2 separate regions of the Homo sapiens genome follow, and region 2 is linked to region 1. A link is an interaction called in ENCODE POLR2A ChIA-PET data of the cell type or tissue named here. Cell type or tissue: Caco-2. All regions are shown on one strand. Each heading gives the region's core, and the rest is flanking DNA. Links, peaks and the distances in the headings are about the cores only. Region 1 holds the start of LOC105375329 (a long non-coding RNA gene). Region 2 overlaps LOC124901661 (a long non-coding RNA gene).

What was found. ChIA-PET counts read pairs that join two places held together with the same protein. Peaks named below come from ENCODE experiments on the same cell type or tissue, not always from the same donor. Only the 100,000 strongest peaks of a DNase experiment are listed, where the experiment ranks them.
Region 2: POLR2A ChIA-PET joins it to region 1 with 13 read pairs; 2 of 35 experiments call an interaction of 5 or more read pairs at or near these places.

What each region holds. Positions count from the first base shown.
Region 1 is chr7:65,023,783-65,029,161 of GRCh38, forward strand. The region is part of intron 3 of LOC105375330 (a long non-coding RNA gene); the gene reads right to left. LOC105375329 (a long non-coding RNA gene) reads left to right here and starts at 2,958. Exons shown (of 3, transcript XR_927606.2): 1 at 2,958-3,096; 2 at 4,727-4,942. In Caco-2, for the core only: no CTCF peak of the experiment used is centred there; no DNase peak of the experiment used is centred there.
Region 2 is chr7:65,244,848-65,250,226 of GRCh38, forward strand. The region is part of intron 1 of LOC124901661 (a long non-coding RNA gene); the gene reads right to left. Among named protein-coding and RNA genes, the nearest start is that of ZNF92, 130 kb to the right of the region's middle. In Caco-2, for the core only: no CTCF peak of the experiment used is centred there; no DNase peak of the experiment used is centred there.

The DNA.
Region 1 (5,379 bases), core at 174-5,173:
ATGGTGCATGCATGTAGTCCCAGCTCTTGGAAGGCTGAGGCAGGAAGATCGCGTAAGCCCAAGAGGGTGAGGCTATAGTGAGCCATGATCATGACACTGCAGTCCAGCTTGGGTGACAGAGTGAGACCCTGTCTCAAAAAAAAAAAAAAGATTAATAATTGCAGAAACATTTTCTATGCTCCAGATTACTTTAAAAATTGGACCTAATCTTGGCCAGGCATGGTGGCTTACACCTGTAATCAGCACTTTAGGAGACCAAGGCAGGTGGATCACTTGAGGTCAGAAGTTGGAGACCAGTCTGGCCAACATGATGAAAGCCTGTGGGTGAAAGTAAAGTTGGGTGCAGTGGCTCTCCCTGGATTCCTTGATGCTTTTAATACCCTGAGTCCTCTACCCCACTCTGAGCCACACTGACACTTGTGCACCAAGGTGCGTGGTGTGGCCCCAGTGCCCACAGGATCGCTTGTAAGAACTGCTCCTTCAGCCCCCACCTGTGGCCTTTCCTCCAGGGTGAAGTCTGGTTCCTGATGTTCACACCATGCTCCTTCTCACCAGGGTGCACGGGCATCACTGCCTACAAAACATTTGATTGAAACCTGTTCCTTGGGGGGCCACCTTACCTGTCCAGGATGGCTTTCTCTGAAGCCAGTTCTCCCACCACAGTGGGAAGTAAAGAAAATTATGAAAATTGGCCAGGCATGGTGGCTCATGCCTGTAATCCCAGCACTTTGGGAGGCCAAGTGGGACAGATCACTCAAGGTCAGGAGTTCGAGACCAGCCTGGCCAACATGGCAAAACCTGGTCTCTAATAAAAATACAAAAAATTAGTCAGGCATAGTGGTGTGCACCTGCAATCCCAGCTTCTCAGGAGGCTGAGTCAGGAGAATTGCTTGAGCCTGGGAGGTAGAGGTTGCAGTGAGCTGAGATCATGTCACTGCACTCCAGCCTGTGCGACAGAGCAAGAGACTCTGTCTCAAAAAAAAAAAAAAAAAAAAAGAAAAGAAAAGAAAAAGAAAATTATGAACACTCTCTCTTGAATACATGGGCATCTCCTGAACAGGGAGGTGGTTGAGGGGAGGTCCTGGCAGGTGGGACAGGGAATCCTGGCAGAGCAGCAGCTGGGACTTCAGTGTATTCAGTGTCTGGACCACAATGGTTCCCTTTGTCACAAGTATCCATCTACATTCACTGACTTATATGGGGGAACCTGGGGAAAAACCAGTGATATGGTTTGGCTGTGTCCCCACCCAAATCTCATCTTTAATTTTAGCTCCCATAATCCCCACATGTTGTGGCAGGGACCCAGTAGGAGGTAATTGAATCATGGGAGTGTGTTTTTCCCATGCTGTTCTCATTGATAGTGAATAAGTCTCAGGAGATCTGTTAGTTTTATAAAAGGGCAGTTCCCCTGCACATGCTTTCTTGCTTGCCACCATGGAAGATGTGCCTTTGGTCTTCCTTTGCCTTTGGTCATAATTGTGAGGCCTCTCCAGCCATGCTGAACAGAGTCCATTAAACCTCTTTCCTTTATAAATTACCCAGTCTCAGGTATGTCTTTGTTAGCAGTGTGAGAATAGATGAATACAATCAACTTCAACAGCTTAAGTGGGTCTAGCCACCACTCCAGAAGAGATACAGGATTATAAACCATGGTGGCATCCACACAGTGCTAACTCAGCATATGTGCAGAGTATATGAACTGTGGGGCTATGGTGGGCTCCACCTAGATTTCTTTCTTTTTTCTTTTTGAGATAGAGTCTTGCTCTGTTGCCCAGGCTGGAGTGCAGTGGCTCGATCTCAGCTCACACTGCAAGCTCCACCTCCCAGGTTCACACCATTCTCCTGCCTCAGCCTCCCAAGTAGCTGGGACTACAGGTGCCTGCCACCACACCCGTCTAATTTTTTGTATTTTTAGTAGAGACGGGGTTTCACTGTGTTAGACAAGATGGTCTCGATTTTCTGACCTCGTGATCCACCCGCCTCGGCCTCCCAAAGTGCTGGGATTATAGGCATGAGCCACCGCTCCCAGCCCTCCACCTAGATTTCAAAACATGTATTGAACAGCTGGGTGCCTCAGGCAGAAGTTTGTCACAGAGGTGGAGCTCATGCCTGTAATCCCAGCACTTTGGGAGGCCGAGGAGGGTGGATCACGAGGTCAGGAGATCGAGACCATCCTGGCTAACATGGTGAAACCCCATCTCTCCTAAAAAAAAAAAAAAAAAAAAAAAAATTAGCTGGGCGTGGTGGCGGGCACCTGTAGTCCCAGCTACTCAGGAGGCTGAGGCAGGTGAATGGTGTGAACCCAGGAGGCAGAGCTTGCAGTGAGCCGAGATATAGCCACTGCACTCCAGCCTGGGTGACAGAGCGAGACTCCATCTCAAAAGAAAAAAAAAAAAAAAACTTAGCTGGGTGTGATGTCGGGCACCTGTAATCCCAGCTACTCAGGAGGCCAAGGCAGGAGAATCGCTTGAAATCAGGAGGTGGAGGTTGCAGTGAGCCGAAATTGTGCCATTGCACTCCAGCCTGGGCAACGAGCAAAACTCCGTCTCAAAAAAAAAAAAAAAAAAAAAAAAGTGGCCGGGCGTGGTGGCTCATGCCTGTAATCCCAGCACTTTGGGAGGCCGAGGAGGGCGGATCACGAGGTCAGGAGATCGAGACCATCCTGGCTAACATGGTGAAACCCCGTCTCTACTAAAAATACAAAACATTAGCTGGGTGTGGTGGCGGGAGCCTGTAGTCCCAGCTACTCGGGAGGCTGAGGCAAGAGAATGGCGTGAACCCGGGAGGCGGAGCTTGCAGTGAGCCGAGATCCTGCCACTGCACTCCAGCCTGGGAGACAGGGCTAGACTCCGTCTCAAAAACAAAAACAAAGAAAGAAAATGTCTGCCTTATATCTGTCCTACCATTGAATTTTGGAGGCACCTTTTTTTTTTTTTTAAATTTCACAGGCTCACAGCTGTTGCCTCAGAATGAATTGTGCGGTGGGTCTCATCCATATCTGATTTAGATAGGACTCTGAACTTTAAACTTTTGAGTTGGTCCTGAAACAAATTAAGACTTTTGCAGCTATTGGGATGGAATGAATGTATTTTGCAGGTGAGAAGGACATGAATTTGGGTGGTTGGGGCAGAATGCTATGGTTTGAATATATCCTCCAAAGTTCATGTGTTGGAAACTTAATCCCCAATGCAACAATGTTGAGCGGTGCAACCTTTAAGAGATAATTAGGTCAGGAAGACTTTGCCTTCAGGAATGGATTAATGTTGTTATGGTGGGAGTGGGGTTCATTATGATGCGAGCGAGTTTCTTATGAAGGATGAGTTCTGCCCCCTTCCTGCTCTCTCTCACCATGTGATACTTTCTGCCATTGTCTGATATAGCAAGAAGGCCCTCACCAGATGTAGCCCCTCTACTCAGACTTCCCAACCTCCAGAACCCTGAGTCAAATAAATTTCTGTTCATTATAAATTACCTGTTATAGCAGCACAGGATGAACACAAGTGCCTCTGAATTATTCACCCTGGAGAGAAGAAACTGGTTTAAAAAATGCAGATATTTTAGTGTCTCCCAGAGCTCTGAATCTAAATCTCTGGATATCTAAACCTCTGGACATGTAATTTTTAACAATTTTCCTGGTGATTCTTAAGCACTTCAAATTTGAGAACTGCTGCTCTATACCCAATATCATTTTAACCTGGAAAATATGCACTCACCAACCGTTCAATGTTATTACCTGAGTTTGCCTGATCTTAAAGGTCACTAGAGGGCTTGATAAAAAACCAAACACCGAATGTTCTCACTCATAGGTGGGCACTGAACAATGAGAACACATGGACACAGGAAGGGGAGCATCACACACCGGGGCCTGTTGTGGGGTGGGGGGAGGGGGGAGGGATAGCATTAGGAGATATACCTAATGTTAAATGACGAGTTAATGGGTGCAGCACACCAACATGGCACACGTATACATATGTAACAAATCTGCACGTTGTGCACATGTACCCTAAAACTTAAACTGTAATAAAAAAATAGAACTAAGAAGTTACATAGTATAATATGCCATGAAAGTAAATGTATTTAATAAGGGAAGAAATGGAAAATATCAAATAAAGCAATATAATAATTTCAAAAAAAATACATATATATATACATTGTTAGGTAGCTCTGCTGGTGGCAATCATGAATAAAACAAAGCCCAAGAGTTTACATTTATTTATTTATTTGCTCTTTTTGAAATGGAGTCTCTGTCACCCAGGCTGAAGTGCAGTGGTGTGATCTCAGCTCACTGCAACCTCCACCTCCTGGGTTCAAATGATTCTCTGGCCTTAGCCTCCTGAGTGGCTGGGATTACAGATGCCCGCCAACATGCCCAACTAATTTTTGTATTTTTAGTAGAGACAGGGTTTCACAATGTTGGCCAGGCTGGTCTCAAACTCCTAACCTCAGGTGATCCACCCAACTTGGCCTCCCAAATTTCTGGGATTCGAGGTGTGAGCCACCATGCCCAGCCAAGAATCTACATTTAAATGCAGTTGTTAAATGTTCTTCTAAGTAACTGTGTACACATTTATCTATTTTGTGGAATTACTGGAAGATAGATCACTTACATTTTGGATAGCTTTAGCCCAGTATGATAATTTTAGTTTTTGAATAGCAGTTTATTTTAAGCCATTGCTTCCAGAAGAATTTAATCTGATCCAATGTTGCATTTTTCTTTCACCCATAGAGACAAGAATGAAGATAATAGCTATAGCATTTATTGAACATTAACTATGTGCCTGTCACCATGTAACTGATTCTCCTCAAACCCTCAGAGGCATGGACCACTGTACTACTGCCATCCCCATTTTATGGAGAAGATACTGAGGCAAAGGGGAGTTAAGTACCTTGCTAGGCACAGGCAGTTATTAACGCGGTAGAGCTGGGATTCCAAACCATTCTTGTAAGCAACGCAACACTGCGTCTCTGGACTTAATCCAGACCAATTTCTCTGATGCTCAAAAGTTGCCTGCATTAAATGCGCTTTTGTGAAATTCCTTCCTTCCTTCCTTCTTTTTTTTTTTTTTGTTTTGTTTTGAGATGGAGTCTCTCTCTGTCACCCAGGCTGGAGTGCAATGGCACAAAGTCCGCTTACTGTAACCTCCACCTCCTGGTTCAAGCGATTCTCCTGCCTCAGCCTCCCGAGTAGCTGCAATTATGGGTGCCCACCACTACACTCGGCTAATTTTTGTATTTTTAGTAGAGACAGGGCTTCATCTTGTTGGCCAAGCTGGTCTCAAACTCATGACCTCAGGTGATCTGCCTGCTTTGGCCTCCCAAAGTGCTGGGATTACCGGCGTGAGCCACCACGCCCGGCCAAAATATATTTCTTATATAAAA
Region 2 (5,379 bases), core at 171-5,170, 220 kb after region 1:
TCTCATGCCTCTAATTCTAGCACTTTGGGAGGCTGAGACAGAAGGGTAACTTAAGGTTAGAAGTTTGAGACCAGCGTAGGCAACATAGCAAGACCCCCATCTCTACAAAAGGGAAAAAAAGCATTATAAAAAATTAAGTCTAAATAAACATCAGAGGATTACACAAAAAAGTACTAACACTTTAAAGTTTTCTGTTAAACAGGAGTACTTAAAATAGGGAACTCAAAGTCTAAACAGTAAAATAATTTAGTTGTATGTTTTAAAGAATCAAGACAGATCAGGCTTGGTGGCTCACGCCTGTAATCCCAGCACTTTGGGAGGCCAAGGTAGGTGGATCACCTGAGGTCAGGAGTTCAAGGACCAGCCTGACCAACATGGTGAAACCACGTCTCTACTAAAAATACAAAAATTAGCTGGGTGTGGTGGTGGGCGCCAATAATCCCAGCTACTTGGGAGGTTGAGGCAGGAGAATCGCTCAAACCCAGGAGGCAGAGGTTGCAGTGAGCAGAGACCGAGCCACTGCACTCCAGCCTGGGCACCAGAGCAAGACTCTGTATCAAAAAAAAAAAAAAAAAAGTAAATAAATAAATAAAGAAGCAAGACTTTGATGTTTAGACAGATGTATTTATATTCAATGAATACTGGTTTTGTATTGACAGTATTGGAAATTTTCAATTATTATGTAATTAAACTCTCAAAAATTGGTTGGTGAAATGCCTAAATTCCTTGTGTTTATAAGAAAACATGTGGCCCACTGTTGCTGCCTCAGGATATGAGAGGCCATTCTGTATTAGGTGGGCATCATTAGCATCAGTTTTTTTATGGAAGCTTAGTGGGAAATGGAGGATGCTCTTTGTTGTTGACTTAACAGTGATGTGCTGGGTGCAGTGACTCAAGCCTGTAATCCCAGCACTTTGGGAGGCCAAGGCGGGAGGATCACCTGAGGTCAGGAGTTCGAGATCAGCCTAGCCAACTTGGTGAAACCCCATCTCTACTAAAAATACAAAAATTAGCTGGGCATGGTGGTGGGCGCCTGTAATCCCAGCTACTAGAGGGGCTGAGGCAGGAGAATCGCTTGAACCTGGGAGGCGGAGGTTGCAGTGAGCCGAGACTGTACCATTACACTCCAGCCTGGGCAACAAGAGTGAAACTCCGTCTCAAAAAAAAGAAAAAAAAAAAAAGAAAAGAAAACAAAATCTCTAAGATCACTAAATCAGAAAAAACCTAATGCTTCTTGTGTGCTTGACCAAGTAGCATATAGTGAATTTTAAAATGTCTTATTTAGACAATGTGTGAGCTTAATTTAACTATGAAAACTAAATGGTTTCTCATGTTTTAACACTGAAGTGCAATGAATCAAATGTTATCTTTTCCATGGTAACCTATTCTACTTTACTTAACATTGGAGGTAACAGATAATAACAATATACTATTAGGTAACACAATGGAATTACTTCTTTAGTAATTTTCTTTTTAAAAGAGAATTGAAACCCTAAATCATTTGGAGACTAATGTTCTCAAGAGATATATTTTATATTGTTTTCTCCCTGCTACAACTACTGGGACATTATGATAGTTACAATAAAGATTATGTAGAAGTAGAATTAGAAGCCATGGTTTCTGAATTCTGAATCATTAGTTATAAAATTGTATCCAATACTTTTCTTTGCATATTTTTTATTCCTGAGCCAATTGAACACATAATTTTTTTTGGTTTGATTTACATTACATGAAATATACCAATATATTAAGCTAAAGATAAACTTTAGTTATAAGAGATATATAGAAGAAAAAATGTATTTATGCGTGCCTATGTGTGTGTGTGTGTGTGTGTGTGTGTGTGTGTGTACACCTTTTCAAACTGGAAATGAAATAGTGGACCCAAACAGATACTTTCAGAAGAGTTGATGATTTACTAGCAAACAAAATCCTTACAAATTCTTAAAGCAGAGGCCAGGCACAGTGGTTCACACCTGTAATCCCAGCACTTTGGGAGGCTGAGGCGGGTGGATCACCTGAGGTCAGGAGTTCGAGACCAGCCTGGCCAACACGATAAATCCCTGTCTCTATTTAAAATACAAAAGTTAGCTGGGGGTGGCGGTGGGCACCTGTAAAAGTAGATGAAGAGGGGTTGGGCGCCCCCACAGATTCACCACATTTAATGAGTCCTCTATGATTGGGTATAGAAATTTTGTCAATTAGAAGTAAAACTGTGATGCAATCTCTCTAGCTGTTTGGTATCTTTAATTATATTGAAACCTATTTCCCTTTTCCTTAAGTCAAGTTCCAAGAAGTAGAATTACTACATGGGTCTAAGAGTATGCACATTTCTAAGGCTATTAAAACGTGGGTCTCCAGGAAGCTTGTAGCAAGACCATGCCATCTGTTCCTTTAATTAGCCCATGTTCCACCTGAACACTTCCTTACCACGAAGGGATAAATAAGTTCCCTTTTATCTCTTATTTTAGTCCATGATTTCCCCATTCCTGACTTCCTGTGGAAATACAGACAATGGAAGGGTCCCTCTGAGCTCTTAGTTTGCCAGCCTGTGAGATGAGCTTATGACCCATCTCTCTCCTTGGTAGCTGTGAGGCATGAGGACAGCAGTAGTGGGCAGAGCCTTCCATGAGGACATGGGCCTTGGTCCAGTCCACTCTGGGATGCCCTTGGCTAAAATCAGCTCCCTGCGAGCCTCATGCACCAGAGGCAGTGCACTACCTGCTCCCACAACTAGGGAACAGTGCTATTCTCCCCCGTTTGTTGGCGTCCACCTCTAGAATGCCCATCGGGTTGATTATGATGTTTCTGGACATCTTCTTGTACTTCCCAACCCACAGTGAGATGGTGAGCTGGCTGGGGCACCGTGTGTACATGAAGGTCTCACTGTCCCACTTTTTCCATTCCAAACACCTACAATCACAGGACAGAGGCTAAGCTGGCCCCACAAGGGATCCCAAGAGCAGCTCACAGCCCTGCTTTCAGAAAGAGGGAGCTGGGAAACAAACCCAAATCCAGGCACTGGGAGAAACAAAACAAGGAAGAGTCCCCCTGTTACTTCCTTGGCTAATGAGGCCTGCAGAAAAGCTAACAAGTTGCTACACCACAAGGCAGAATGAAGAAAGAACTAGAATATAAGAGCAAGGTGTTTTGAAAACATTAATTCCTTTTTTTTTTTTTTTTTTTTTGAGACAGAGTTTTGCTCTTGTTGCCCAGGCTGAAGTGGAATGGCGTGACCTCGGCTCACTGCAACCTCTACCTCCGGGATTCAAGTGATTCTCCTGCCTTAGCTCCCTGAGAAGCTGGGACTACAGGCATGTGCCACCAAGCCCGGCTAATTTTTTGTATTTTTAGTAGAGACGGGGTTTCACCATGTTGGCCAGGTTGGTCTTGAACTCCTGACCTCAGGTGATCCACCTGCCTCGGCTTCCCAAATTGCTGGGATTACAGGTGTGAGCCAAGGTGCCCAGCCTGAAAACATAAATCCTAACTGGGAAGTTTGAAAAAGGTTTTGTAATGATAGTAGTGATTGTAAAAAAACATTACCACTACTGGGTATCCTCACTGTGCTATGTGTCTACTGCACACTGTCTTGTTTGATTCTCACAACAATCCCAGGAAGTTAGGATGACACCATTTTGTAGATGAGGAAACTCAGTGGCAAAATAACTTGATCAAGGTCACATAACTAGTAAATGGCAAAGCCCAGATTCATAGCCAGGATTGTTGAATTTCAGGTCTGGAAGAATCGATGGGCTCACGGTAATAGTCCATAGGATAATAGCTAACACTTATTGAGGCTTGTTACATGCCAAGCCCTGTTCTAAACATTTGTATGTGCTAACTCATTTATCACCTTGAGGGAAAGAAAAGGGGCAAGGAAGGACCACCAAGCCAATGAAAGAAAGAGCTTTTGCAAAACCTCTAATGTAAGTGACTAGAGCTCAAACACAGAGAACAAATGTCCCAGGATGACAAGCCCATTAGGAACACGGAAGGAAGTGTTCCCTTCCTACTGAGATGAACAAGAGCAGGAAAAGTGGAGATCTGTTGTTTTGACCTGTGACCACCCATTTTTTTTTGAGACAGGGTCTCACTCTGTCATTCAGGCTGGAGTGCAGTAGGGTGATATCAGCTCACTGAAACCTCCGCCTTCCAGGTTCAAGAGGTTCTCTTTCCTCAGCTTCCCGAGTATCTGGGATTACAGGTGTTTGCCACCACGCCTGGTGAATTTTTGTATTTTTAGTAGAGACAGGGTTTCTCCATGTTGGCCACACTGGTCTTGAGCTCCTGACCTCAAGTGATTTGCCCGCCTCAGCCTCCCAAAGTGCTGGGATTACAGGTATGAGCCACTGTGCCCAGCCCCTCTTCATCTACTTCTAACAATCCCTGTCTTCCTTTGGCTCAGGTAAGGCTAATTCTACTCACTGTGCCCCAGAAGGCACATGACTAAAGGATGATTTTATCCTCCTGGCCACAGAGACAGGTTTAGAGACAGGCCTATGACCCAAATCAAGCCAACAAGACTGGTTCTAGGAAAGGCACTCTGCCTTTGTGGGAGTTGCTAAGCTGGTTGACTGTAAGCCAGGAAACTTCTGGGGCCTCTACAGGAAGACAGGCTGCAAAGAATGAAGTCAACCTAGAGAAAAGCAGAGACAAGAAATGGCAGATGTATGAAAAGATGGAAATGGGGAAGAGAAGGATCCTGGATCCAGCCATGCCTGATCCAGTTTTACTCCTGGACTTTAAAATCCCTTCTTGCTCAAGCAAGTATGATTTTAGCTTCTTTTACTTGCAACCAAAAGTCTGGTCAAATACTGGTCAGGCCTCCTAGAGAAAATTGCACTGGAGCTGGCCAGGCAAACAGCTCCACATGGAAAAGGGCTTTCCTACTATAAGAGGCCAGGGAGCTGAGAGGGGGCAGGTGTTGATGAAGGGATTCTTGTGAGTAAGGGGTGAAGGAACAAGTGGTCGAATTCCATGGCCAAACATGCCTCCCTTCCCATCTCTGCAGTCCCAGGACTTGATACAACCCCAGAGGTGGGAGGGACTGAGTTGGGGCACTGTATTTAAGCTGGAGAGTCACATGAAGTGAATGCAGAAGTCAGAAAGCCTGAGGCACTGGGTGGATTGGATCCTGACTAGAGCCAGCCAAGATTTTAGGCAGGGAGCCAATGCCATGAAAGCCCACTCTTGGGACTATGTGTAGGTCAAAGAGAGGTGAGAGGTACCTGGAAAAAGGGCAACTGGTCAGACAGCTATTACAACAGGCCAGGGATGAGGCAACAGGACCAGAACTACAGGAGGGAAGGGAATGGATGGGAAAAAATCGTCAAGAATTTTGGCTCTGAAATCAGGGTAATCTGGATTCCAGCCCCATTG